2 separate regions of the Homo sapiens genome follow, and region 1 is linked to region 2. Evidence: read pairs that join two places in POLR2A ChIA-PET (ENCODE). Cell type or tissue: PC-3. All regions are shown on one strand. Each heading gives the region's core, and the rest is flanking DNA. Links, peaks and the distances in the headings are about the cores only.

Evidence for each region. Peaks named below come from ENCODE experiments on the same cell type or tissue, not always from the same donor. Only the 100,000 strongest peaks of a DNase experiment are listed, where the experiment ranks them.
Region 1: POLR2A ChIA-PET joins it to region 2 with 10 read pairs; 2 of 35 experiments call an interaction of 5 or more read pairs at or near these places.

The regions. Positions count from the first base shown.
Region 1 is chr12:10,172,049-10,187,982 of GRCh38, forward strand. It overlaps TMEM52B (transmembrane protein 52B), which reads left to right and starts at 6,984. Exons shown (of 5, transcript NM_001384896.1): 1 at 6,984-7,580; 2 at 10,502-10,545; 3 at 13,282-13,320; 4 at 14,372-14,541. The coding sequence starts at 7,527. It overlaps OLR1 (oxidized low density lipoprotein receptor 1), which reads right to left and starts at 84. Exons shown (of 6, transcript NM_002543.4): 1 at 1-84. The coding sequence starts at 29. RefSeq lists an enhancer at 7,342-8,541. In PC-3, for the core only: no CTCF peak of the experiment used is centred there; a DNase peak (open chromatin) is centred at 8,043.
Region 2 is chr12:10,319,598-10,334,409 of GRCh38, forward strand. KLRD1 (killer cell lectin like receptor D1) reads left to right here. Exons shown (of 6, transcript NM_002262.5): 6 at 1-10,011. It overlaps LINC02617 (long intergenic non-protein coding RNA 2617), which reads right to left. Exons shown (of 3, transcript NR_159946.1): 3 at 13,263-13,466. Among named protein-coding and RNA genes, the nearest start is that of LINC02617, 11 kb to the right of the region's middle. In PC-3, for the core only: no CTCF peak of the experiment used is centred there; no DNase peak of the experiment used is centred there.

The DNA of each region.
Region 1 (15,934 bases), core at 123-8,122, 150 kb before region 2:
GTCTGGATCTTTAGGTCATCAAAAGTCATTTCCAAATTCAAGCTAAGAATGAGAGAGTGAAGCAGTCACGAACTTCAACAAACTAAAAATATGTGAGCTTCTGCAGAAGTATTTAAATAGCTACTGTTATCTAATAGAAGAATGACTCAATCATTGGTAGGAGGAAGGAGAGGCTTTGCTTCATATTGGGAAGTTCGCTGACGCAAATTCTTGAGTTATGTGTATTGCAGGTGGAGAAAGTGGTGATTCTGAAGGTGTTTCAGGATATTTCGCTAAGTAATTTATGAAAGGGAAAACTATTTTTCATGAGCATCAGAGGAGAGATATTGTACCCACTCTTCAGAGACAGAAACTGAAATTCAAAGAGAGTAAGTCACACTACATTTGTAAAAAATGTGCCAGAATTATGGGCCAAAATATTTGATTCCAATGTTTGTTTGCTAATTTCATTAGCAGACTGTTTCTATATGGTGTCTTTTACGAATCAGATATATTCTCTTTTGATTTTCACTGTTTTATCTGGCAATGGATCTAAGAATTTTGGGGTGAATCACATATGGCTCCCATTTCCAGCGATGGTGTGTCCTGGGTGATTTTAGAATTTATCTGGGGCTACTAGTTCATGCAGTGCCAGTGTAACGTAGCAGCAGAGAGCACTTTGAATGCAGAAAGAGCTAGTTTCAGTACTTTCCTTTAGTCTACAATCTTGGGAAATCTTAATACTTTGAATCTATGTCTTTGTCTGGAAATTAGGGATAATGTCTACCTGATAACATTGTTATAGGAATTCAAATGACATGTCTGGAAATTAGGGATAATGTCTACCTGATAACATTGTTATAGGAATTCAAATGACATGCTGGGTAAAAATAATAAGCTTTTTTACACTAGGTTTGTGAAAAATGTCACGTTGCTATAGGAATTCAAATGACACGCTGGTTAAAAATGACAAGCTTTGTACTTGGAGCATAATAAGAAGCCAATAAATAATAATTATTAGTATAGTACTAATATTCAGCACAGTTGAATTACCCATCAAATAATGTATTTCAGTAAAATCCATGATTGACTCATGTCACAAAGACGCTTACATGAGAGACCCATAAGTATGTCTATATGTATTTACTGATAGAATACTTTTCTATTTTCCCTTGACAACCTCCTAACCAGATATATATCTATTAGAGATGTCTTCTGAAGGAAGTATTTATAAGCAAAATGATATGATATCTGGCATTTACTTTAAATTACTCCAGGAAAAAAAAGTGCAAAGAAAAGAATACACAAAGGAAGAATGGAAAAATAAATACATAAATAAAACATATAGGAAACTATTAGGAAAAATTACCAATATTGACAGCCTAATTAGGATTCCATTTCCCTCCTCCTCCCTGTTTCCTATATTCCTTTTATTATGTGCAGAGTATTTGAGAACAAATTGAAAAAGTTGGCCAGGTGCAGTGGCTCATGCCTGTAATCTCAGCACTTTGGGAAGCTGAGGGGGGGGGTGGATCACTGAGGTCAGGAGTTCGAGACCAGCCTGGCCAACCTGTTGAAACCCTGTCACCACTAAAAATACAAAAGTTAGCTGGGCCTGGTTGCAAGCCTATAATCCCAGCTATTTGGGAGGTGGAAAATGAAAATGCTTTTCATTTTCAGTGAGCTGAGATTGTGCCACTGTACTCCAGCCTGGGCAACAGAGCGAGACTCCCTTTAAAAAAAAAAAAAAAAAAGAATTAAAAAATACTGAAACGATATCACACTGAAAAGGGCACATTATCATTTCTACAGTGACTCAGTTATTTTGGATGCCATGAATATTATAGAACATAAAGTGTTTACCATTTCAACCATTTTTAGGTGTACTGTTCAGTGGCATTAAGTACATTTACATTGTTGTGCAGCCATCACCACCATCCATCTCCAGAACTTTTCATCTTCCCCAACTGAAACTCTATACCCACCAAGCAATAACTCCTGTGATGGTGAATTTCATGTGTTTTGTTTGTTTGTTTGTTTGTTTGTTTTTGAGATGGAGTTTCACCCTTGTTACCCAGGGTGGATTGCAATGGCATGATCTCGGCTCACTGCAACCTCCGCCTCCTGGGTTCAAGCAATTCTCCTGCCTCAGCCTCCTGAGTAGCTGGGATTACAGGTGCCCGCCACCCCTCCCGGCTAATTGTTTTGTATTTTCAGTAGAGACAGGGTTTCACCATGTTGGCCAGGCTGGTCTTGAACTCCTGTCCTCAAGTGATCCGCCTGCCTCAGCCTCCCACAGTGCTGGGATTACAAGCGTGAGCCACCGTGCTGGCCTTCTGTGTCTTCTTGACTGGGTCATGGGGTTCCCAGACAGGATGCTTTTAAATGAGATTAACATATTAATCAGAAGAGGAAAGTAGATTTCGCTGCATAATGTAGGTGGGCCTCATCCAAAAGTTGAAGGCCTAAAGAACAAAAAGCTTCTAACCTTCCCCCAAATAAGAAAGAATCCCCCAGCTGTCTATGGACTGGAACTCAGCCATCAACTCTCCCAGTTCTCCACTCGCTGGCCGAGTCTGGCAGCCCACACTCCAGATTTTAAATTACCAGGCTCTATAATCATACAAGCCAATTCCTTATAATAAACCTATTTCTATGTATGTACACAGCGTATTGATCCTCTTTCTCTGCACAGACCTAATACAAATCCCAATTCCTTTCTCCTTTCTTGGAAACCACCGTTCCATTTTTTTGTTTCTATAAATTGGTTTATTTTAGGCACCTCATACTGGTGGAATCATATAATATTTGTCCTTTTGTATCTAAATTATTTTATTTAGCATTATGTCTTCAACAATTATCAATGTGGTAGCATGTGTCAGAATTTTGTTCCTTTTAAAGTCTGTATAATATTCCATTGTATGTATAAACCACATTCTACATTTTATTTATCCATTGATGGACGTTTGGGTTTATCCTGTTTTTAAAGATCAGTGGGATAGTTTCTACAGTCCTTGTGTGGCAGATAACTGGACAGATTTGAAAAATTTTAGAGGGCTCTCATTATTCCTGCCTCCTGGTGTTCATGATCTTGTGTAATCCTTCCCCTTGAGTGTGAGTGAGACCTATGACTTGGAGTGTAGCAGAGGTGCTGGAATGTATGTGATCATCTACGTGTGCTTATGTAAGGTATAGTGACTATTATGCTAAAGTCACTCTCCCTCTCCTATTTCCATCTTTATCTCCCTGTCTAGATTTTTAAAAGCAAGCTTAAATGGATCCTGCAGCCATAGAGAAATAAATTCTGCCTGAGGGAGCTTGCAAGTGAATCTTCCCAGGCTCACCTGAGAATGCATGATGAGAGTGCAACCCAGCAGCCACCTTGACTGCAGCCTTGTGAGACATCAAGCAGAGGACCCAACTAAGTTGTGCCCACACTTCTGACTCACAGATACTTTGAAATAATAAAAGTACATTGTTTTACCTTGCTGCTCACATAATTTGTGGTGATGTGTTACACAGCATATCAACCTAAAACATTCTATGATAAACTGAATCCTTCTGTCTTGTTTAACTTTTTTAACTCTAATCTTTTTACTGATTTCAGTGCCTTTGAAGCTGTCACTCAATCCCTATGCTGTGATCTTGGCTTATCAGACAGAAACACTTCCCAAGGGATCTCCCAAGGGTTGCAAAGATGAAACTTCTTCTGCTATATTATTTATTTTTGAAATCAGGGCTGTGGCCCTACCCACTGACTTATAGTTTGAGGTTGATGCCTCAGAGTCCTGGCCTCTATTTTATTGAGGCACAGAGAGGAAAGAAATCCATAGTTGGCCACCTGACTTAGGCAAGGTCAAAAGGAGAATGATCAGTGGAACCAGAAGTAAGCAATTTGTTTGGCTACACTTGTTACACCAGTTGTATAACAATTCCCTGAAGCATAGGTGTAAAACTCTATGTACATGCACCCTCTACTGGTTCCACTCCAAGTCCTTAACTACCTGGACATAAGCTAATGATTCACAAGCTTAATGGAACTGCACAAGATTGTATAGGATTGTAATGAGACCATTTCCCTCTATCCCAGCTACCTGCCCTTCTGTACCTGTCCAAAGTGTACTTCGTTCAGTCTTCTTGTCTGAATTATCTTTCTTCTTTCATCATTCCCTATATGGAGGCTTGGTTAGGGACAGGATTCAGAGTTAAAGCTGCCCCAAGGCATAATCTCATTCATTAGGATAAAAACAAACTTTTATCTTTCCAGGGACTAATCTGGTGAGAAAAAAAAAAAGGGTAGTAATAATTCTAAGAAAGGAAAGTCACAAGGAGGTCATTAACAGAACCTATTTTGTTCAAACCTGTTTGGAAGCTGGAGGGCAAAAAGATGATGGCAATTACGTGTTAGAAAAGTGCAATGCGAGCGGGGAGTCATGTTAACCAGCAAACCTGTTTAGGCAGGTGAAGGCTGGCGTGGTTGGGAGAAAAGGTGGCCAGGCTAGCAAGGAAAAATATTCAAGAATTAGAATATCAGGAGACTAAAATGTGGTCTGGAGAGGGAATGGTATAAAAATATACAAGAGAAGCATAAAGGACAGTAATTATCCAGAATCTTGAAAGTAAAGGTCACTGGTAAACTTTAGTGAAAATCAAAATAATCTTAGCAAACACAAAAAATATCAGGACTGTTATATTCATTTTACACACATTAACTTATTTAATCTGTATAAGGCTATCAAGTAAATATTACTACTATTACCCCCATTTTATATAAAATGAAAATGAGCCAATAGAGGTCTAATAACCTGCTCCAAGATCACACAGCTCATAAGTGACAAAACCAAGTATTTAAACCCAGGTATCCTGGCTAGGCTTTAGGTCTTGGTGCTCTACTGTCTTTCTGTCAAGAAAAAGAGAAGGGAAAGTTTCATGATGGGTTCCCTACGTACAGGGCACTCATGATAGAAATATCCTATTCAAAATGCTTTCCTGTCTCTTATTTTATTTTCTCTAGGAAATAACATCTAAAGCAGGTCAAGTGGGTATTCTGCTCCTGTTGTATGAATGGGAACGTTAAGGACTGGAGGAATTACATAATAATTTAGTGGAAGGCCACCTAAAGCCCTGCTCTCCTTGTCCTATAAAATACCTTCCACCTTGCCAAGTCTTCTACTGAAATCTGGAAATCACCCTTCATCCTAACCCCAGTTGCCTAATTTAAAAAAATAAAAAATAAAAGACTGTCAGTGCTCATTTCGTCTTGAAACTGACAGATTTTAAATCACCAGTATGGTACCAGGCCATTTTCTCATTATTTGTTTTCCTTAGCTGAGAACAAAACCAGTTTATATCCTGCATTCTCATATCCCATCATCAAGCTATGTGTGAGGACCCTTAGAGTATGATCAGCTCACCCAAGAGTCTCCCTTCCACAATCACTCAGCATAATTAGATTTACTGAGCTAGAAAGGTCCTGAAAGGAGGTTTTATTCAATTCTTATGAGATAGATATATCACTGTAAACTAACTTCTACTTTTCTTATCCCAGCCTGGCCAATATGGTAAAACCTTGTCTCTACTGAAAATAGAAAAGTTAGCTGGGTGTCGTGGCAGGTGTCTATAATCCCAGCTACTCAGGAGGCTGAGGCAGGAGAATTGCTTGAACCCAGGAGGCAGAGGTTGCAGTGAGCCGAGATTGCACCACTGCCCTCCAGCCTGGTGACAGAGAGACTCTGTCTCAAATAATAATAATAATAATAATAATAATAATAATAATAATAATAATAATTTTTTTATTAAACATTTGGTATTAAGTAAAAGATCACCTACTTAAGTATAAATCATTCATACAGCATTCTTTTGTTTCTTTTAATATTTTGCTTTTTTGAGGCAGATTCTCGCTCTATCACCCAGGCTGGAGTGCAGTGGTGTGATCTCGGCTCACTGCAACTTCTGCCTTCCGGGTTCAAGTGGCCCTCCTGCTTCAGCCTCCCAAGTAGTTGGGATTACAGGTGCCTGCCATGACACACAGCTAATTTTTGTATGTTTCGTAGAGAAAGGGTTTCATCATGTTCTCCAGGCTGGTCTCAAACTCCTGGCCGAAGTTATCAGCCCGCCTTGGCCTCCCAAAGTGCTGGGATTACAGGCATGAGCCATGGCACCCGGCCACATTTGTGTCTATAGCTTTGTTTCATTGTAAGTATTCTAGGCCAGGCACGGTGGCTCACGCCTGTAATCCCAGCACTTTGGGAGGCCGAGTCGGGCGGATCATGAGGTCAGGAGATCGAGACCATTCTGGTTAACATGGTGAAACCCCGTCTCGTCTCTACTAAAAATACAAAAAAACTTAGCCGGGCGTGGTGGTGGGCGCCAGTATTCCCAGCTACTCGGGAGGCTGAGGCAGGAGAATGGCATGAACCCAGGAGGCAGAGTTTGCAGTGAGCCGAGATTGCGCCACTGCACTCCAGCCTGGGTGACAGAGCAAGACTCCGTCTCAAAAAAAAAAAAAAAAAAAGTATTCTATGCTTTTGCATGTGTGCTTGTTTTTACTCTAACCTTAGGTTTTATTTTCCTGAGTGACAAGACTTATTTCTCAATCACATCACTCCTTAACCAAAGAGAGAGAGAGAGAGAGAAAGAGAGAGAAAGAAGGAACAAAGAAAAGGCAAGAAAGAAAGAAACCTATACATTTGCTTTTTTAAAATTTGGTTTTAAAAAAATGTCTTTCTCAGTTATCTATTTCAATGGGAAGTGAAGTCAGGGAGGAGGAAGATGTCACTGATAACACCTGAAAATTCTAATCTTCCGACTTGATTTCTCATCTTCAAGTCTGTTTTCTCCAAAGATGAGATGGCTTTCCTGTTCACTTGGCAACCTCTCAGTCTTACCCCAATGCTTAGGGATATAAATGACCCAGAACCAGGAGAGTTGATTATCAACATAGTGAAGGGGAGGGTTTCAAAGAGCAAGAAGGGGTTGTTAGTCACACGGAGAGAGAAGAAAGGAGATTAGCAGGGTGACTTTCACCCTGCAACAGTCACGCTGGAGTACTCTGGTGAAGGATCAAGAATATTACCAGTTTTCTGATGAAGAAAGGAATATATTTGGTCACCAGCAATCTGCCTTTGACCATCCTCAAAGCCAAGTTTTTCATCGCTGTCTAGAAAAATACTTCATTCAGAGGACACATATGTCCTCTTTGAATGTCTCCTTTTTGGGAGCAGTAGGAGAAAGAAACTTCAAGATGTAGAAAGAATTAATAGTGTAACGGAAAGAAAGAAGGCAAAAGGAAGTAAATGTGGAGGCCATAGAAATAGTAATAAGAATAAAGAAGAAAAACAGGAAAGAAGAGGGAAAAGCCATAGAAAATAACAGCCAGAGCGAGTAGGAGGAGACAGAGAGAACGAGAGAGAGAAAAGCTGATAAATTCCTGAGAAAAGTTTCTCTTCTTAAGAATTCTAGGTCAAGAAGTAAAATATGGCACAGAGCATTGAAAGGAGGCAACGGATGCCCAGTGCAAGATTCTGAAGAAGCAGGAATTCAGCCCGATGGGAGTCCGAGTTCATGTCGTGGCGGCCTCAGCCCTGCTGTATTTCATCCTGGTGAGTTCAGTGGTGAAAAGGCAGAAAGAGTATTTTTCCCCAGATTAATCAACTCTCAGAAGAGTCTGAAAGGAAATGAACTGCGGGGTGGGGAGACATATACAGAACCCAGGGGGTCATAGGGAAATGAATAAACTACAAAGTTTCCTTAGTATTACGAGATTGCATAGATGCATGTGTGACTGATGGCAATGACAATGAAAAGGGGGACAGAAATTAGAGTGAGCATGGAAACGAGCAGGATTGCCGTGGCACTTTAGAAGTGCCGCTGAAGTATTTTATCTCTTTTAGCATCTTATCACCCATCCCTCAAAATTCCAAACAAATTATGAAAACTAGGTGTGTAATTCCCCTAAACGGAATTTCCCATCCAGGAATTTCTAATCCTGTTCTAGCAGTTTAGGTGCCTCTAGTCTAGAAATAAGAGAGGCAGGGCTCTTTTAAAATATTTTGGGCCCCACAATGAATCAGAAGTCTCTGAGTAATCCATTAGTGGAGAAAAGGGTCACTGGACTGAGGGATTCTAAACAATTGTCACAGGGAAGTTTATAGAGCTATGCCATCTAGCAAGAAGGAGAGCAAATGAAGAAAACTGGATAGTCTCAGATTCCCGTATGGCCCCCGTACAGAGTGGGCTGTATGGTTTGTTTTTTTTTTTTTTTTGCTAATAGAACAGTTAAAGTGGTATCTGAAAATCCATTTTTTCTTATATTTTCTTTTTGCTTCCTCTTCACTCCCTTTGCCTTGTCTTCCCTTCATTTTTCCTTTCTTTTCTCTTTGCAACAAGCCTGAAAAGTAGCATTTTCTCTGCTGAGCACTTTAGGCTTCTCTTACCTTTAGTGAAGAAAGTGAAAGAAAGTACCATGGTTGCGTAGAGGAAACACACGCTTTTTCATCGTTAGTGGCCATTTCTTTCCAATGAAAACACAAACACGGGTTTCTCAAATGTTACCTGCAAAGGCTGGCCATTAATCCTTTTACAGATCCTTTCCAACTGATAGGTCTTGAGAATGTGTGTCTCCTTACCCCTTCACTACCCGCCATAAACTCCCAATAGTTACAAATCTGTTTCTTTTCTAGGGCCTTTGTGGTTGCTTTCCTGAAATATCAGATCACTCAGGTTATTAGAAGACAGAAGCAACTTCTAGAATTGAGTTTACTTAAATGGTTTGTTGTTGTTGTTGTTGTTGTTTTTAAACGGAGTTTTGCCCTTGTTACCCAGGCTGGAGTGCAGTGGCACGATCTTGGCTGACTGCAACCTCCGCCTCCTGGGTTCAAGCGATTCTCTTGCCTCAGCCTCCCAAGTAGCAGGGATTGCAGGCATGCACCACCACGCCTGGCTAATTTTGTATTTTTTTAGTAGAGATGGGGTTTCACCATGTTGGTCAGGCTGATCTCGAACTCCTGACCTCAAGTGATCCACCCACCTCGGCCTCCCAAAGTGGTGGGATTGCAGGTGTGAGCCACTGCACCCAGCCTTGAATGGGTTTTTGAAAGAGGAAGTCAACTAAAAAATCAGGTAGAAGAAAGAGTGGACAGTTTTGTTTGTTTTTTTGTTTTCTGTAAAGGGAGTAGAAGGGACTTCATAGCAATGTCAAGGAATTGTTAGAGCAAACTTGTCCCCAGTGCTATTAATTCATCCAACACATATCTATGATAGAGTTTGATTTGAATTCTGTCTGCATCAATAGGTGTGTACATTTGGTCACTTTTTTTTTTTTCCAAGATGGAGTCTTGCTCGCCTAGGCTGGAGTGCAGTGGCATGATCTCGGCTCACTGCAACCTCCACTGCCCGGGTTTAAGCAATTCTCCTGCCTCAACCTCCAGAGTAGCTGGGATTACAGGCGCACATCACCACGCCGGGCTAATTTTTGTATTTTTCGTAGAGACGGGATTTCACCATGTTGGCCAGGCTGGTCTCGAACTCCTGACCTCATGATCTGCCCACCTTGGCCTCCCAAAGTGCTGGGATTACAGGCGTGAGCCACCACGCCTGGCCTGGTCACATTACTTAAAACCCTGTGCCTTAGTCCCTTAACCTTTCAAGATAAGGTTAAATATACCCACCAAGAGGGTTATTGTGATTAAATGTTATGAAATATTAAGAGTTCATGGCCGGGCGCGGTGGCTCACACCTGTAATCCCAACAGCACTTTGGGAGGCGGAGGTGGGTGGGTCACTTGAGGTCAGGTGTTCGAGACTAGCCTGGCCAACATGGTGAAACCCTGTGTCTACTAAAAATACAAAAATTAACCAGGCGTGGTGGCACGTGCCTGTAGTCCCAGCTACTCGGGAGGCTGAGGCAGGAGAATTGCTTGAACCCGGGAGGTAGAGGTTGCAGTGAGCCAAGATCACGCCACTGCACTCCAGCCTGGGTGACAGAGCAAGACTCAAAAAAAAAAAAAAAAAAAACAAAAAAAAAAAACTTGTTAGCAGTCTGAGTGGCATCTAGTAGCTATTCGATAAATAAGACTCTCTGTCCCACTGGCCCCCTCGCTTTTCCCCTTCTTCCTTTGTATAGTCATTGTCACACTAACAGGATAAAAAAAGAGCAGTGGTGTAGAATTCAACTGGGCAGGAATTAGGAGGACAATGGCAATATCCCAAGGGACAGAGAGATCAGGAATTTTCTACTACAAACAAATTAATGTAAATGGCTACCTCTCATTCACAAAGGGTGATGCTCACCCACCATCAACACAACAGATGAGATATTTGTTCTTCAAGGTTCCCTTACCTCAAGTACAAAAGCCAGCAAGTATGGGAGAGATGAAAATGGCAGTCCTAAATAGACTGCCCCTATGACCGTGACCTTCTTACTGCTTGATCTAACACAGCACAACCATGAGAGATGATTGGTAAGCAGCTGAACACAGTGGCCAAAACAATTTCCCTGTATAAGACAATTTCTCTTTCTACAGCTTTCTGGGACGAGATGTGAGGAAAACTGTGGTAATCCTGAACAGTAAGTATAGAGTTCAAGCTGGGAGGAAGGAGCAACAGACCAAAACATCACTACCCCAAAAGAGAGTCAAGATGTCATTAGACATCTATGACTTCTTTTTATTTATTTTTACTTAAGTAATAGATCTCATAGATGACTTATCACAAAATAAAGACGTGTTTTTGTCATCTTAAGCACTCAAAATAACACTGCTGACAGCATGTTTTTACCCAAAGCCAATCTTCCCATCAAAGCAGCACGATTAATCTCAACTTATACAGTCATAGAGACTTGCAAAAGACTTCCTTAGCCCTGCTCCTCAGTGACTCACCAGGACAGACGGTTTAGTATCTAGTCACTGGCATATATATTTGGGTGATTTCCAAAGTAACATTATTACTTTAAATTGGGAAAGTATTTTCTAGTTTTTAGGGCATGTTAACATTTATTGGGCAGACTTCATTTAGCTATCACTTTGATGTAGTTATCAACTAATCCAAACCTGTCACACTTAAGTCTTATGTAGACACAGAGGACATGAAGATAAAAATGCAAAAGAATCATTCCACTTAAAGGAACTGTAAAATACAAATTTTAAAAAGTAGTGGCACTTTGAATAAAAACGTGTTTAGGATGAAGAAAAATACATATTTAGCCATGGGAAGGGTTTCCCAATAGCCAGGTCTGTTAAACCCAGGGAAAGGGTGATAGCCTTGATTACCTGTCACATGCAAATTGGGTGTTGACTACTTGACACCTGCTTTCTGAGGTTTTACACATCTTCCACCATAGGAAGAGTCCTTTCCTATAAACCAGAGTCTAATTAGAACTAGAAGAGTTTTCAACAAGTAAGAAATGTGGGAAAACCAAGAGGAGTCATTGTTCAGTGAAAAACAAAACAAAACTATATTTTCTATAAATGTGTGACCAGAGAATAAAAATAGATTCACTAGATTTCAGTAGATTCCTGTATCAGAAAGAATTATTAAATAACAAAATTTACTACTCTTCAAAGATACACAAATATTTTGCCTCCCCTCATTCTCCAATTCCTGAACTTATCTTCTCCTTCTCCCATACAATCCCTATTTTTTTTTCATTCTTACAGAGAAAATTTACAATTGCCATAGTGAACTCAGAACATTATTTAGCTTTCATCATGGTAAAGTTGGCTTCTACTTTTTTCCCTCTTCCTGTTTGGTCTCAGTGGATATGCAAATTAGTTTTGATCCTGGATGTGAAAAATTAGGGTACTCTTTACGGTGGGTGTGATATTGTGAGAATATATATTTGGTTTTGTCCCTATCTCCTAGCATACAACTTCTAAAATCCCCAAAGTAAGTAGCATCATTTTGCATGCTAATGAGTTGATTGGTGGCTGGCAGCCCCTAGGTAGATTTAGGATGGGGCTGGTCATTGGAAGGACCAATGCAGAATGCTTAAAGCCTCACCCCTCAACATCCAAGGAAAGTAGAGGGGCTGAAGTTTAAGTTGATCATCAATGGCCAATGATTTAATCAATCACGCCTACATAATGAGGCTTTCATGAAAATCCCAAAGGATGGATTTGAAGAGTTTCTGTAAAGCTGAACAGGCAGTGGTTTCTGAAGGGTGGTGCACTCGGAAGACCTGCAAGCTCCGTGCCCCTTCCCACATGCTTTGCTCTACGCATCTCTTCATCCGCATCCTCGGTAATATTCTTTGTAATAAACTGTAGATGTAAGTAAGTGTTTCCCGGAGTTCTGTGAGCTGCTCTAACAAATTAACGCAACCTCAAGAGGGAGTCAGGGAACCCCCAATTTATAACCAGTAGGTCAGAAGCACAGGCAAAACAAATTGTGATTGGCATCAGAATTCTGGGGAGCCGTCTAGGGGACTGAGTCCTCACCCTATGGGATCGGATCCTATCTCCAAGCAGGTGGTGTTGGCATTGAATTGAATTAGAGGACGCTCAGCTGTTGTCTGTTGCTGGAAGATTGCTTGCCTGGTGTGTGCGGAAATCCTCACCCACCCACATCTGGTGTCAGAGGGTTGGGAGAGTATAGCAGGAAGAAACTAAGTTTTTTTTTTCCTACATTCTCAGTGGGAGTGTTGCAACAGCTTGCAAAAGATAAATTACAAATGTGATTGTATGACTTTCATACTCATAACTGAAATTTTCTTTATGTTTACATTTTATTGACCTCAAATATACACAAGCCTTAAGTTTCACATCCATTTTCAAAGTTACTCTTTGTAAACTTGCATTCCAAGTTCTTTCTTAGTATTTTTTTTTTCTTTTTGAGATGGCGTCACCACGGCCGGCTAATTTTTGTATTTTTAGTAGAGATGGGGTTTCACTATGTTGGCCAGGCTGGTCTCCAACTCCTGACCTCGTGATCTGCCAGCCTTAGCCTCCCAAAGTGCTGGGATTACAGGCATGAGGCACCGCACCTGGCCCTTTCTTGGTCATTTTTATCATAAATGTTTGCAATAGGCACAGACATGTTTTCTATGGACACTTCTAATGATCACTAGTTTGTTTTATAATGATTTACAAAATGACTCAGACAATGCCATCTATAGTATAAAGTACTATTTAAAGCATATCATTTGGCAAAAGATTCAACTAGCTACAGTGAATTTTAAAAACATAACCCATGGTGCTTTATTTATAACAAGGTATCACATCATATTGTAACTCATATTTCTGAGTCTGGAGTTATAACAGGGATTGACTATATTTTTAATGTAGAAAACTTTATTCTTTCTTTATAGTTGCCTGACCACAGACTGGGTACATCTCTGGTATATATGGTAAGTTTCACTTATAATACCCAGAAAGACACTGTATTCCTCAAGGCCATTAAAAATGACAACCTGCCTACTTACTTAGCATCTCATGGAGTAAGATTTCATTACTTCATCACTACCTATGTGACAATATGTCAGGATTTCCTTTTTCAATACCATCTCCTCCGCAAACATCAAACCATTACTGTGTCCTTCCCTCGGAGTCTGTTCTAGAAATATCTCAACGAAGATTACTTTAGTGAATTAAAAAGCAGAGCCTGGCCGGGCGTGGTGGCTCACACCTGTAATCCCAACACTTTGGGAGGCTGAGGCAGGCAGATCACTTTGAGGCCAGGAGTTCGAGACCAGCCTGAGCAAAATAAAGAAACCCCCATCTCTATTAAAAATACAAAAAAAGTTGGGCGCGGTGGCTCACACCTGTAATCCTAGCACTTTGGGAGGCCGAGACAGTGGATTATCTGAGGTCAGGAGTTCAAGACCAGCCTGACCAACCTGGAGAAACTCCGTCTCTACTAAAAATACAAAATTAGCTGGGCGTGGTGGCACATGCCTGTAATCCCAGCTACTCAGGTGGTTGAGGCAGGAGAATCGATTGAACCCAGGAGGCAGAGGTTGCGGTGAGCTGAAATTGTGCCACTGCACTTCAGCCTGGGCAACAAGAGCAAAACTCTGTCTAAAAAAAAAAAAATTAGTCGAGTGTGGTGGCATGTGCCTATAGTACTGGCTACTCAGGAGGCTGAGATCGTGCCACTTCACTCCAGCCTGGGCAACAGAGCAAGACTCTGTCTCAGAAAAGAAAAAAGAAGCAGCCCCCCAAACTACCTTAAATGTCTTACTATTTGTTCTAATGAATTGACTTACTGCAGCTGACAAAATAAGGAGGTGTATCTATAAAGCAAAAGCCTTGAAATTAAAATTATAAATTAAAATATTTATAATTATTCTATAAAATGTTTAGACAAGAATCAAAACACAGACATTAAAGACTGGTTACAGCAGAGCTGGGAAAAAAGCCAGATCCCAGAGCTCCCACTCGCCCCGTGGGCTTTTGCAGGTTGCTAGTGGTAATTGGCGCGCTGCTTCTCCTGTGTGGCCTGACGTCCCTGTGCTTCCGCTGCTGCTGTCTGAGCCGCCAGCAAAATGGGGAAGATGGGGGCCCACCACCCTGTGAAGTGACCGTCATTGCTTTCGATCACGACAGCACTCTCCAGAGCACTATCACATGTGAGTACACTGAACTTTTAACCTGGGAGGAGGACCCAATTTAAGGGAATAATGAAAAGGGTGCAAAGGTGTAGAACCACTGATCGAGTAATATTAAAGATTCCAGGACTCACAATAATTTCCATTCCCAGAAGCCTGATGGTGCAGTGACCTGGGCTGTCACTGAAGCTGTGTTCTCAAGGGTCTGTCTGGCTCATGATAAAGAAAGAAGTGAAATATTGGAGGCTATTGGAAATATTGAATAGGAAGAATTAGCCAGTTTATAAATAGTTACTTTGCTAAAAACTATTTTGAACTCCAAACGGATGCCTTTTTCAAAACGTCTTGGATTTTGTGAAATCTACTTTTTCTATTATCTATACTATTTTATATTTTTAAAGAAATTAATGACATGTACTTTCAGTTCTTTATTCTTCAAGGCTTGATACACTAAATTTTAGCCTTAACATTTTCTCAATGATTATAAGACACTTTCCCTTTTCTTCTGTGGTTCTATTCTTTCCATGACGGTTTTTTTTTTTTTTTTTTTTTGAGATGGAGTCTTGTTCTGTCGCCCAGACTGGAGTGCAGTGGTGCAATCTCAGGCTCACTGCAACCTCCGCCTTCCGGGTTCAAGTAGTTCTCTCCCTTAGACTCCAGAGTAGCTGAGATTACAGGCACCTGCACCATGCCTGGCTAATTTTTGTATTTTTAGTAGACACGAGGTTTCACCATCTTGGCCAGGCTGGTCTCAAACTCCTGACCTTGTGATCCACCTGCCTCCGCCTCACAAAGGGCTGGGATTACAGGCGTGAGCCACCATGCCTGGCCAAAATGGTTACTTTCTTTTTTTGACACGGAGTCTCCCTCTGTTGCCCAGGCTGGAGTGCAGTGGTGGGAATCTCAGCTCACTGCAACCTCCGCCTCCTGGGTTGAAGAGATTCTCATGCCTCAGCCTCCTGAGTAGCTGGGATTACAAGCAGCCACCACCACACCAGGCTATATTTTTTTAAATTTTTATTTATTTATTTGTTTATTTTTATTATTGGTAGAGACAATTTACCATGTTGGCCAGGCTGGTCTCAAACTCCTGACCTCATGATTCACCTGCCTCTGTCTCCCAAAATGCTGAGATTACAAGCATAAGCCACTGTGCCTGGACTATGCTCTTTCCTAAAATTGAGGAGCAAGTACCAGTCAGAACACCAGCTGGCAAAATGTGGATATTTATTTTGAAAAGAGAGTGATGGCTGGGCGCAGTGGCTCATGCCTGTAATCCCAGAACTTTGGGAGGCTGAGGCAGGTGGCTTACTTGAAGTCAGGAGTTCGAGACCAAGCTGGTCAACATGGTGAAACCTCGTCTCTACTAAAAATACAAAAACTAGCCAGGCATGGTGGCACACACCTGCAATCC
Region 2 (14,812 bases), core at 122-8,121:
AGCAGCCCTGTTGAAAGGACCATGCGGCAAGGAACTGAAGACTCTTACACACAGCCAGCAAGGAACTGAAGTCTATTTCCAATAGCCATGCTATGAGCCTTCTTTGCTTGTATAGGCTCCAGTCTTAGTCAAGCCTTCAGATGATTACAGCCCCCAGCCAACACCTTGACGGCAACCTCATGAGAGACCCTGAGCTAGGTCCATCGTGCTATGCTGTTCGAGGATTCCTCACTCTCAGAAGCTGTGTGAAATAGTAAAGTGTTTATTCTTTTTTTTTTTTTTTTTTTTGACAGAGTCTCACTCTGTCACCTGGGCTGGAGTGCAGTGGGGCCATGTCGGCTCACTGCAACTTCTGCCTCCTGGATTCAAGCAATTCTCCTGCCTCAGCCTCCTGAGCAGCTGGGATTACAGGTGTGCACCACCACTCCTGGCTAATTTTTTTGTATTTTTAGTACAGACGGGGTTTCACCATGTTGGTCAGGCTGGTCTTGAACTCCTGACCTCAGGTGATCTGCCTACCTCACCCTCCCAAAGTGCTGGGATTACAGGCGTGAGCCACTGCGCCCAGACATAACTTTTATTCTTTTAAGTCACTAAATATTAACGTGTCACATAGCAATAATCAATACATATTTTGGTACCAAGAATGAAGTTACTATTATAAAGAAAAAAAAAAACCACTAAAATTTTGGAGTGCTTGAAAACAGGCAGTGGATGGAGGCCAAAAGGACAGGAAAGACTGAAACCTTCTAGTATGGGCTTATAGTAGGGAAGTGAAAACATATTAGAAACTGGAGAAAGTAAAAATCTTTCTATTTAGTACCAGAAAGTTTAGCAACACTTTTGTCTGTAGCATTGTGGAAAGTAGAAAATGTACTTAATGATTTAAGAGAATGCTCTAAACTTATTTCCAACTAGAGTGTTGAATATCTTGTCTGATTTCTTCCTACTACTTATATTACAATGCTATAGAACACACATAAGCTAATGGAAGGGCTGTTGAGCAAAAGAAGACAGAACTTGATAGTTTTGAGATTCCTGGACTCTCAAATGTTAGCATGTCAAAAATGCTAAAATTGAGAAATAGATTCTGAGCAAAGATCCAATCTAGAGTGCTCTCAGGAAAGCATGATTCTAAACAAGAAGGTGTGGGTGTGACTGAAATTTCCTGTAAATATCATAGAAAGAACACAAGTAGTGCCTCAATTCAGTCAGATGAAGATCTATAAAGGTCAAATAATAGGGCTTCTAGGAAGCCCCAGGGTATTGTCCCTCAGGTATCTCAGCAGAAGCTCCAGGTAGAGAGAAGATTGAAGAGATTTATGTGTGCGGTTTTTACAAATAGAGTTCATAGAAAACCTCAAAACACTTTTGAGATGACTATGTCAGTAGAAAATTGACAATGAATTGCTACCTTTTATTCAAAAGTAAGAATAATTCAAAGGACAGAACTAAGAGCCTGTAAGGTGGATCCAAGAGTTATGAAGAGTGATTTTATAAGCAGAAATAGGACTGAGTCCTAATCAAATGAGTCCCGACATTTGCTATGCTAGATTTTAAATTATTATGCATCAGTGACTCCTTTGTAATTCTCATGCCCCTCCCTCTTTTGAACAAGGATGTCTATAGTTTGTTCTTTCGAATGTTGAGTGTATAAGGGAAGGAAATCTCTAGTATTGTTAATTTCACAAGCCTTCACATGGAGAAAAATGATACTCAAGAAGCTAAACTTAAGGAACTTCACCTGATGAGTCTCACTCATACCTGGATGTGACAAATTTCGGACTTTGAACTGACATTGTAACGGAATGAGATTTGGCAGTTGGTGTGGATTTTGTATGTGGGAGGGACATAAATCATTTGGGGCCAAAGATTAGACTCTTGTAAACAGCTTCCTATATGCTCCCAATGATCCCTGTTTCTTGGAATTTAACCCTTTTGATATAATCAATTACATTGTATAAGGGTTGATCACTGTGACCAAGAGAATAAGGCAGAAGTTATCGCATATCACTTTTGAGGCTAGATTATAAAAGACAGTATGTCTTTGGCGTTGCCCTTTCTCATATCATCTGATTTGGTGGAAGCCAGCTACCTTGTCGTGAGCAACTCTTTTAAGCGTTCCATGTGGCAAAGAACTGAGGCCTCCTATAAACAGCTAGCAAGGAACTGCAGCCATCTTGTAGACAGCCTTGTGCACGAGCCTCCTTGGTTCAACTCTTCAGCCAGTGTCAAGCCTTAGAAAATACAACCCAACCTACATTTTTACTGCAACCTCATGAGGGATCCTGAGCTAGAACCACCTAGCACAGTTGCTCTTGATTTCTGACCTCAGAAACTGTGAAGTGAAATATTTTGTTGTTTTAAGCTTACGAGTTTGAGGATAATTTGTTCTTTATAGTAGTTAGCTGATACAATATGCTTCATCATCATGACCTCATGAATAGAGAACATTTATTTATTTATTGAGATGGAGTCTCACTCTGTCACCCAGGCTGGAGTGCAGTGGCACAGTCTTGGCTCACTGCAACCTCTGCCTCGCTGGTTCAAGCGATTCTCATGCCTCAGCCTCCCCAGTAGCTGGGATTACAGGCACCCACCACCATGCCTGGCTAATTTTTGTATTTTCAGTAGACATGAGGTTTTGCCATGTTGGCCAGGCTGGTCTCCAACTCCTGGCCTCAAGTGATCCACCTGCCTCGGCCTCCTGAAGTGCTGGGATTACAGGCATGAGCCATTGTGTCTGGCCAAATAGAGGACATTTTAGAGCCCAATAGTAAGCTAGGATTATATTTCCTTCTTTGAGGTTCTATTGTTATAACCCTTATACAATAAAAAACAACTCTTCTGCCAGATTAAAATTTTTTGTTTTTTGGTTTTTTTAGTTCTCAATTATGTTGTATAACCCATGAGTGTCACTTTATTCTCATTGGAAATATCCTCCCAAGAGCTCTTACCCACCTGCTGTTGTTTGGACTGGCACCTTACTAGACCTGCTCCACAAACTGCCGTCATGAAATTTTTCTTCACTAATTTTCTCATTTACACTAAATACTTCATTGATTACAGTTTACCTCTTCATATATTTTAATTGAGCAAAAACACAATAAAGAATACCTATCTTAAATTTACTCGTAAACATTTAAGCTATGTCTACACTTACACGATTACTACCAGATTGCAATAGAGACTACCTACCACCACCAAGACTCTCTTGCTGTTTGCTAATTGATACTGTCTCCCCTGTTCCAAGAAAACTGCTACTCTGATTTCTGAAAATATAGGTTTATTTAGCCTGTTCTTTAATTTCATATAAATGGAAGCTTAGCATGTATGATCTTTGTGGCTTCTGTTGCTAAGCATTACGTCTGTGAGATACATCCATATATTCGTGCAGCAGTAGCTCCTCACTTTTATTGTCATGTAGAATTCATAAGAATGTATCACAATTTGCTTATTTATTCTAATATTGTTCAACATTTGAGTCATTTCCACTTTTCACTATTATGAGTAAAATTGCTATAAACATTTTAATATAGCTCTTGTGGGACATGTGGCTTCATATCTTTTGAGTGTACGCCTAGGAGTTGAATTTCTAAGTCATAAGCTGTCATATATTTAGGCCCTTTAGTTCACGCTTTAAAAACTAGTGATAATTTATTCATAAAGCTTATTTATAATTTCACTGGCAGTTTATGTGAGTGTTACTCTGTATTCTTGACAATACATAGTATTATGAATTATTTTAGTCTAAGGACCTTCTGGATACTATGCATTTGCATACAATTGTACATTTAATTTCCATCTTCCAAATGAATAATGATGCTTATCCCTCATCTTTTTTTTTCATTTTTATATCCCCTTCTATGTAGTGCTTGTTTAAGCTTTTAGCCATTATTTATTTTTAACAGCGCTGTTGCAGTATAATTGAGATACTTTAAGCATACTTTATATGCTTAAAGTATGACATTTGATGTATTTCCATATCTATGCATCTGTGAAACCATCACCTCAGCAATATATAAAACACCTACTAACCTCAAAAGTATCCTTTCCCCTATGTATAAAATACTTCCTCTTGCTCCTCCCCTCACAGATGAATATTCTGTTACTATAGATTTGCCTTTCTATGTTTTATATAGATAGAATCATATAATATGTACATCTGTGTTCTAGATTTTTCATTCAGCATCATAATAGTTTTTATACTCATCTATGTTGATACATGTATCAATAGTTAATTCCCTTTTATTTCTTATTTCTTTCCTTTTTTTTTTTTTTTGAGACTGAGTATTGCTCTGTCACCCAGATTAGAGTGCAGTGGTGTGATCTCAGCTCACTGCAACCTTCACCACCTGGGTTCAAGTTATTCTCATGCCTCAGCCTCCCCAGTAGCCGAGATTACAGATGCCCACCACCACGCCCAGCTAATTTTTGTATTTTTAGTAGAGACGGGGTTTCACCATGTTGACCAGTCTTGTCTTGAACTCCTGACCTCAACTGCTCCACCTGCCTTGACCTCCCAAAGTGCTGGAATTACAGGCGTGAGCCACCACATCCAGCCGATTCCTTTTTACTTCTGAGAGTCTTCTGATCCTTGAGTAAAGTATGTTTCTTGTACCTCAATATGCTTAATTTTTTCCTTCTGGCTTTCGTTTTAGGTTCAGGGTATATATGTAGGCTTCTTATATGAGTACATTGCATGTTGCAGTGGTTTGGTGTACAGATAATTTTGTCATCCTGGTAATCAGCATAGTACCTGACAGGCAGTTTTTCTATCCTCATCCTTCTCCCTCTCCCCCCCAAGTAGGCCCCAGTGTCTATTGTTTCCTTTTTTTGTGTGCCTGTGTACTCCATGGTTAGCTCCCACTTATAAGGGAGAATATGTGGTTTTTGGTTTTCTGTTCTTCCATTGATTTGCTTAGGATAATGGCCTCTAGTTCTATCCATGTTCCTGCAAAGGACATGATTTTTTTCTTTTTTATGTCTGCATAGTATTCCATGGTGTATATGTACCACATTTTCTTTACCTAGTCCATTGTCTCAATATACTTAAGTTATACTCAGTAATGTTTTGTAGTTTTTAATATTCAGGCCTTTTATGTTTTTATGAGATTTCCCCAAAGTAGTCTATTGTTTTTAAAGCTATTATACATTTTATTTTCTAATTTCAAATGTTTTATTTTAAAATTGTAAGTATATATGTATATGTGTGTGTGTGTATATATATATATATATATATATATTCATTTACACAGTTGATTCTAAGTGTATCTTTTATTGTTTAACCTGCCTAAATTCACTTATCCTAGCAGCATTTCTGTAGATTTCATTGGGTTATCTGCATAGATGAATAAAGACAGTTTTTACCTCTTTCTTTTGAAAACTGTGTGCCTTTAATTCTTTTTATCACCTTGTCACAGTGGCCAGAATATTCAACACAAAGTTGAATACAAGTGGTGAGTAAACACCCTTGTTTTGCTATTGATCTTAGAGCATGAATATTCACTTTTTTTACCTTTATACTTAATTTTAGCTGTAGGATTTTCATAAATGACCTTTACTAGGTTGAGAAAGTTCCCTCCTATTCCTAGTCTGATGAGAATTTTTATAAGGAGTACATATGACATATGCTTTTATTAAATGTTTTATTCTGCCTCGATTGAAATCAGATAGTTTTTATTTCCCAGTTATAAACCTCAGTTGTTCATGTTATCTTTTTTACGTATCTTTGCAGATGCTTTGCTAATTTTTTAAAATTTTATTTTATTGAGGTAAATACAACATAAGATCTATCCTCTTAACAAATTTTCAAGTCTACAGTACAGTATTATTAACAATAGGTACAATGTTGTATAGTAGATCTCTATAATTTATTCATCTTGCATAATTGAGGCTTTATGCCCTTTGATTAACGACGTCCCATTTTTTCCTCTCTCCATTCCTGGCAACCACCATTCTATTCTCTGATTTTATAAGCTTGACCACTTTAGATATTTCACGTAAGTGGAATCATATAGTATTTATCCTGTGACTTGTTTATTTCATTTAGCATAATGTCCTCAAGTTTCATCCACATTGTTACATATTGCAGGATTTCATTTTTAAGGCTGGATAATATTCTATTGTATGTGTATGTACACATTGGCTACTGTGACTAGTATAGCAATGGACAGTAGTATACTAATATTTCTTTGAGATTCTTATTTCAATTCTTTTGCATAATTACCCAGAAAGGGGATTGGTGGATCATATGGTAGTTCTATTTTTAATTTTTTGAGAAATCACCATCCTGTTTTCCACAGAAGCAGCACAATTTTTCATTCCCACCAAAGTGTTCAAGGGGTCTAATTACCCCACGTACTTCTCAACACTTGTCTTTCATTTGTTTGATAATAGCCATCCTTATAAGTGAGAGATGATATTTGGTGGTTATAATTTGCATTTCCCTGATGATTAGTGATATTGAGCATCATTTCATATGCCCATTGACCCTTTGTATGTTTTTTATGAAGAAATGACCATTCAAGTCTTTGATACATTTTTTAATTGGGTTACTTGTGTTTTTTTTAATATTGAGTTGTAGGAGTTCTTTATATGTTTTGGATATTGACTCCTTTTCTGATATATGATTTGCAATTATTTTCTCCCATTCTGTAGATCATCCTTTCATTCCATTGGTTATTTCCTTTGTGAACCCTGAAAATTTGAGACAGGTCTCAGTTAATTTAGAAAGTTTATTTTGCAAAGGTTGAGAACATATGCCCATAACACAGCCTCACCTCAGGAGGTCCTGCTGACATGTGCCCAAGGTGGTCAGGGCACAGTTTGGTTTTATACATTTTAGGGAGACATGAGACATCAATCAACATATGTAAAATGAACAGTGGTTTGGTCTAGAAAGGTGGGACAATTCAAAGCAGAAGTGAAACAACTGGAAGCAAGGAGGGGGCTTCCAGGTCACAGGTAAGAGACAAATGGTTGCACCTTTTTGTTTCTGATTAGCCTTTCCAAAGGAGGCAATCAGATATGCATTTATCTCAGTGAGCAAAGAGATGACTTTGAATAGAATGGGGGGCTCCCAGGTCACAGGTAAGGGACAAATGGTTGCATCTTTTTGTTTCTGATTAGCCTTTCCAAAGGAGGCAATCAGATACGTATTTATCTCAGTGAGCAAAGAGATGACTTTGAATAGAATGGGAGGCAGTTTTGCCCTAAGCAGTTCCCAGCTTGAATTTTCCCTTTTGTTGAGTGATTTTGGGGGCCCAAGATATTTTCCTTTCACACCTTTGATGCGAACAAGCTGTTTGTTTGCTATAGTCCTACTTGTCTATTCTTGCTTTTGTTGCCTGTGCTTTTGGTGTCAGATTGATGATATCATTGCCAAAACCAATGTCAAAAGGTTTTCCTCTATGTTTTCTTTGAAGGGCTTTACATTTTCAGTACTTACATTTAGGCTTTTAATCCATTTGAAATTTATTTTTGCATATGGTGTAAGATAAGCAATTTCTTTGCAATATGGATGTTCATTTTTCCCGTCACTGTTTGTTGAAGAAACTGTCATTTCCCCTTAAATAGTCCTGCCACCCAAAGACCGTTTAACCATATTTGCAAAGTTTATTCCCAAGTTCTCCAATCTGTTTAATTGGTCTATATGTTCATCTTTATGCCAGTGCCATATTGTTTCAATTATTGTAGCTTTGTAATATATTTTGATATCAGGAAGTTTGAGGCCTCTGGCCTTCTGTTTCTTGCTCAAGATTTGTTTGGCTATTCAGGGCTTTTTGTGGTTCCATGTATATTTTAGTATCATTGTTTTCCTAATTCTAAAATGCCATTGAGGTCTTGATAGGTATTGCACTAAATCTGCAGATCACATTGTGAAATACAAATATTTTAACTATATGAAGTCTTTTAATAAATGAATATAGGAGGATTTTTGCATGTTGATTTTGTACCCTGCAACTTTACTTGGTTTTAGGAGGCTTTTTTGTGGATTCTTTAGAGCATGCCATAGGCAAACAGGGACCATTGTACTTCTTCTTTTACAATCTGTATGTTGTTAATTTCTTTTCCTTGCCTAAGAGCTTTAAGTAGGACAAGGGTTAAATAGAAATGGCAAGTGCAAACATCCTTGCCATGTTTCTGATGTCAGAGGAAAAGTTCAGCTTTTTCCATAGCATGATATTAGCTATGCACTTTACATATAGGGCCTTCAAAATGTTGAAATATTTTTCTCAAATTCTAGGTTGGCAGGAGTTATCATCATAAAATGGGTATTAAATTTTGTGAAAACTTTTTTTCTGAATCTATTGAGATGCACAGGTGACATTTATCCTTCATTCTATTAATGTGGTATATTACATTAATTGATTTTGTATGTTAGGCTATCCTTGCACCCCAGGGATAAATGCCACTTGCTTATGGCATATACTCCTTTTAGTGTACTGTTGAATTAATTTTGCTACTACTTTGTTGAGGATTTTTGCATCTACGTTTACTAGACATATTGGCTTATAGTTTTCTTGTGGTATCTTTGACAAGCTTTGGTGTAATGGTAATGCTGGCCACATAAAATTAGTTTGAAAGTATTTATTCTTTTTAAATTTTTATATAATAGCTTGGGAAAGATGGCCATTAATTTCTCCTTAAATATTTGGTGGCTTCACCAGAAGAGCCATCTTGTCCTGGGAATTTTTTTGTTGTAAGTTTCTTGATTACTGATTCAATCTTCATTCTAGTTATAGATACGCTCATATTTTCTATTTCTTCATAATTCAGTCTTGGTAGGTCCTTGTCTTTGTGAATTTTTTCATTTCTTCTAGGTTATCCAATTTGTTGGCCTATAATTGTTCTTAGTTGTCTCTTACCATCTTTTATATTTCTGTGGCATCAGTTGCAATGTCTTATTTCTGATTTCATTTATTTAAGGCCTCTCTTCTTTTTCTTAGTCTAGCTAAAGGTTTGTCAAGTTATTTATATTTTCCAAAAACTAACTCTTAGTTTTGTTTACTTTTTATATATCCTTTCCATTCACTATTTTATTTCTGAACTAATCTTTATTATTTTCTTTATTCTTCTAAATTTGAACTTTGTTTGTTCTTTTCTACATTTCTAGTTGCTTGGGATATGTATTAGTCCATTTTCACACTGTTGATAAAGACTTAACTGAGAGACTGGGTAATTTGTAAAGAAAAAGAGGTTTAATGGACTCACAGTTCCACGTGGCTGGGGAGGCCTCACTATCATGGCAGAAGGTAAAACACATGTCTCACATGGCGGCAGACAAGAGAGAATGAAAGCCAAGCCAAAGGGGGTTTCCCCTTATAAAACCATCTGATTTCATAAGACTGATTCACTACCATGAGAACAGTATGGGGGAAACCACCCCCATGATTCAATTATCTCCCACTGGGTCCCTCCACCAACATGGGGGAATTATGGGAGCTACAATTCAAGATGAGATTTGGGTGGGGACACAGCCAAACCATATCAAGGTATAAAGTGCATTGTTTGAGACCTTTCTTTTTTCTTAATGCAGATATTCATCACTATAAACTTTTCTTTTAGCCCTACTTTTACTACATCCCATAAGTTTTGTTAGACTTTATTTTTGTTTTCATTTATTCTAATGTGTTTTTAAATTTCCCTTTTGATTTATTCTTTGCAGATTGGTTGTTCAAAAATGTATTGTTAAATTATCACATATTTATTAGTTTTCCTTTTGCAACTGATTTCTAGTTTCATTCCCTTGATGCTGTAAAAGATACTTGATATGACTTCAATTTTCTTAATTTTCTTAAGACTTCTTTTATGACCTAACATATGATCTATCCTGCAGAATGATCCATGTGCACTTGAGAAGAATGTATACTCTGCTGCTGTTGGATGGAATGTTCTGCACATGTCTGTAGGTGACTTGACTTGCAGTGTTGATCAGGTCATCTGGGTCTTTGTTGCCTTTATGTTTGGTTGTTCTATCCATTATTAAAAGTGAGCACTGAAATCTCCTACTGTTATTGTATTGCTATCTATTTCTCCCTTAAGTTCAGTCAATGTTTGCTTTATACCTTTAGATACTCTGATGTTGGGTGCATATATATTTAAAATTATTGTATCCTCCAATGTGAATTGACGCCTTTATCATTATGTAATATCCTTCTTTTTTTCTTGTGACAATTTTTGACTTAAAGTCTATTTTTTATAATATCAGTAAAGGCATTTTTTGTTGTCTTTTAGTTATTATTTGGCGAAGGATTTTTGCAGTCTTCTTCAACCTTCATGCTAGTCCAACTGGCTTTCTTTTTTTCTTGGTAGATTCCAGGCATCTAGAATATCCCAGGTCCTGTCAGTGCTCTGAGATAAACAGGAATAAAGCTAGCTCCTCAGGCAATCTCCAGAAAATATGGATTATCAGTTGTTTAGTTCAACTTTTTCCCCCAAGGAGAAGCTGAGAGTTAAAGGTTTTGGTCCACTCACTCCATCTTGATCCAAGGAGTGGTTGAAACTGCCAGCTCACCCCACCATCTATGTTCTTGCTGGTCCCACGCAGCCAGGCTATGCTTGGTTCTATCAGTACACTGAGACAGGCTAGAGAGAAGCCAGTCTTAGGAGTAGCCCCTGGAAAAATTGGGGAATTGGACATGCCATCCATCATTTATTAACCAAGAGCAAAGCTGGGAGCAGGGGAGTTTCTCCCTGGTTTTTTGGCACTGTGCTGGGGGCAGGAATTAGGGAAGGAGTGTACCTTAGATTTCCCTAAGGCTTCAACATGAGTAGTTTCACCAACAGCATTGGAGCATCTCAACTAGTTTCTTAATTTCCCACAAAGAAAATTTGTCTATGAATTTTTAGTTGAATTGGTGCATTTGTAGAGAGAAAAGAGACCAGGGCTTCCCACTCTGTCATCTTGCTAATTTTACTCCACCATTTATTTTATAATTTAAATATATAAAAATAAGATACATATTTATAATTTATGTGTATGTATATGTATATATTTTAAATTTAATGTATATATAAAAACATTTGCTGTATTTCTAAACTGGAATACAATACAATGAAATTTAATTGCATCTTAAATGGACAAAACATTACCATGCGTAAATGGAAAAAATTGTGGCTGGAGTTACCTCATGATGGAGAGAACAAATACCACTGTACACAACGCCACCAAACATCCTGTATGAGCTATGATAACACAATCCCATATAGTACTAAGTAGGCTTTCTGATATTTTCTACTCGCCAACTGAGGTTTTCTTAAATATATTCTTAGAAGTGTTTCTAGCTATGATGCACATATGTTGTAAAATCCAATGTAATATTTTTTTCATACATGGTTTTAATTGCTCCAACATTAAAATGGTTAGACTTGCATTTTTTCAGCCAACATAGGTGACAGCTGTTTGTTAAAATACTAAATAAATTACACAGACAGGCTACAAGAAAGTAAGCCTGTACATTAAGAACACAGTCACCTGAGGTTAACATTTTAGAATTTTTATTTATTGAGAGCTTATAATAAGTCTTCCATACAACCTTTGACAGGTTTGAAGTATGAAATAGATTTCAGAGTAAGGATTTAAGAGAAAGGGCACTTTAACAAATAACAGTAGCTAAATCCTCAGTTTCTCACGTTGCAGAGATGGTTGTCTAATCCCAGATATCTCCTATCTCTCCCCCAAACTCATAAAATTAATAAGAAAAGCAAATAAAACCACATAATACCTTATCCTTTCAACATCTCTAGGACACATAGAGTACCACAACCTTCAAATTACCTATAAATAGAGAAAAAATATTGCAAAAGAACACTCGCTCCTGCCTACCACTGAATACCTGCGGTGCAGGATAGGGAGATTAGTCTTTAACATACTCAGAAGAGAAGACTAGAGGACATAAATGAATCACAGATACAATAAACCCTGAAAGATAAAACTTCAACAATCAATGCCAGAATACTTAACACAATTTTGGACTTGGTAGTTCATAGTACTGGGAAAAGGCTTGAAACTGAAGACCAGAAGTGGAAAACTTGGAAAGGAAAACAATGGTTTCTTGGAGAGAAGCAGAAAATAAAGGAGTGACACTCCTTAGAAATGTGACTATCAAAGCAAATAAGTAATGTGAGGGACTTAAGAATCCTGCAGAAAGGAAAGAGAAAAAAGACATGACTATCATTTGCCCTTCCCAATCCCATCATCACCACCACCCATAGAGGACACTATGCTGAATAGGACAGAACTGACAGAAGAGGGAGCTCTCTAACTAGGTTCCTTGTCCACGAAACAGGAATAGGAAAAAACAGACCATATTTATGTGAAACCTCTTTAAAACTTCAGATAATGTAAATAAAAATATTTTTCTTTTGAAAAATCACTCACTCAAAAAAGGAAACAACCACTAAGCAGATGAAAAGTGTAATAAACACTGCAAATTGAATTAGACATTCTAACGCAATCATAAAAACAAGACCACAAATGCCAAAAAAATAATAAGGTTGGTATGAAACAGGAGTTGAACTGTGAGAGGTAATAGTATACCACAGTAAAATAATGAACAAAGATTTACAAGATGAATGTTAGCAATAAGAAAGGGGTTGCAATTCTGATGCCAAAGAAGTAGACATAAAAACAGAACTAAATGAGGCAAAGAAAGATGTTGTATAATATTAAAATCTACATACTGCAATGAAGAGTACATAGTTAAGAATTTATGTAGTAATTAATACACTGATTATTTATATAAAATACAAATTACAAGAGATGCAAGAAAAAAAAAGACCATAACATATTAATACAGGGTGATTTTAATATACCACTCTCAATATAAGGCAGAAAGTGTGGGCAAAAATAAGTTATTTTCCGGAAGATCTAAATAAGATAGTATAGCAGATATTTTGAATACATATTGATCACTATGCACTGATAATATAAAATATATTTTTTTCCAAATGCACCTGAAACATTCACAAAAATTGAACAAATAAAGCTCATGAGAAAAGTAAAACTGTATGGCTATCTCCTTAACTAGAAAAAAATATACGTCTACACACATACAGTCAACCTTGAACAATGTGGGCATTAGGACCACTGACCTCCTCTGCAGTTGACAATCCATATATAACTTTTGACTCCCTAAAAACTTAACAACTAATAAACTATTTTTGACACCATCATTTTGTTTCTAGTTCTACATTTCAATCAAAATGATTAAAACAAATAAAACCAAACTTGTTTACAAATATACGAAGAGTCACTGTGGAGGGAAAAGCTCTTTAATTTATTTCTCAAGATATAGATCCAACAGGACTGCAAAGTGGAACAGTTCTCAGAAGCCTGATTCAGGAAGATGTACCCGGGTTTTGGCACCAAATTTCACACGCGTCCGTGTGAAGAGACCACCAAACAGGCTTTGTGTGAGCAACATGGCCGTTTATTTCACCTGGGTGCAGGCGGGCTGAGTCTGAAAAGAGAGTCAGCAAAGGGAGATAAGGGTGGGGCCGTTTTATAGGATTTGGGTAGGTAAAGGAAAATTACAGTCAAAGGGGGTTTGTTCTCTGGCGGGCAGGAGTGGGGGGGTTGCAAGGTGTTCAGTGGGGGTGCTTTTTGAGCCAGGATGAGCCAGGAAAAGGACTTTCACAAGGTAATGTCATCAGTTAAGGCAAGGACCAGCCATTTACACTTCTTTTGTGGTGGAATGTCATCAGTTAAGGTGGGGCAGGGCATATTCACTTCTTTTGTGATTCTTCAGTTACTTCAGGCCATCTAGGCGTACATGTGCAAGTCACAGGGGATGCGATGGCTTGGCTTGGGCTCAGAGGCCTGACATTCCTGCCTTCTTATATTAATAGAAAAATAAAACAAAATAGTGTTGAAGTGTTGGGGCAGTGAAAATTTTTGGGGGTTGGTATGGAGAGAGAATGGGCGATGTTTCTCAGGGCTGCTTCAAGTGGGATTAGGGGTGGCGTGGGAACCTAGAGTGGGAGAGATTAAGCTGAAGGGAGGTCTTGTGGTAAGGGGTGATATTGTGGGGATGTTAGAAGAAACATTTGTCGTATAGAATGATTGGTGATGGCCTAAATACGGTTTTGGATGAATTGAGAAACTAAATGGAATAACAGAAGGAGAAAAACAGGTATAAAAGATCTAAGAATTGGGACGACTCAGGATATCCGATTAGAGAGTGCCTAAGGAGATTCAGAATAGTCCTGCCAGCAAAGATTATTTATTTACTTCAAGAGTTAAGAGTGGCAGTTTGGGGATAGCACCAGGAGATATCAGCTGTGATGGCTTGGAGAAACAGTGCAAACCAGCAGTGTAAACAAGAGCAGGGCATGTATGAGTAGTTGAGAACGGTGAATAGGAGTATGACTAGACAGAAGATAGTAGGGATGACAAGTTTTTTGGGGCACAGTCTAAGTTGGTCTAGTGTCTGGAATGAGACTGGGGCCTAATAAAAAGGAGCGTCTATACAGGAGCTTAAATGGGTTGTACCTTGTAGCATTCTGAGGACAGGCCTGAATTCTGAGAAGGGAAAGTGGTTAAAGTATTGTCCAGTCCTTTTTAAGTTGGTAATATAAGTGATATAAAGGTTTCACTGAATACTAACAGCCTGAAAAACTGCTTGGCTGATTTGACTAATAAAGGCTCGTCTGTTATCAGACTGTATTGAGGTGGGAAGGCTAAACTGAGGAATTATGTCTGACAGAAGGGAAGAAATGACTGCGGTGGCCTTCTCAGACCCTGTAGGAAAGGCCTCTACCTATCCAGTGAAAGTATCTACCTAGACTAAGAGGCATTTTAGTTATC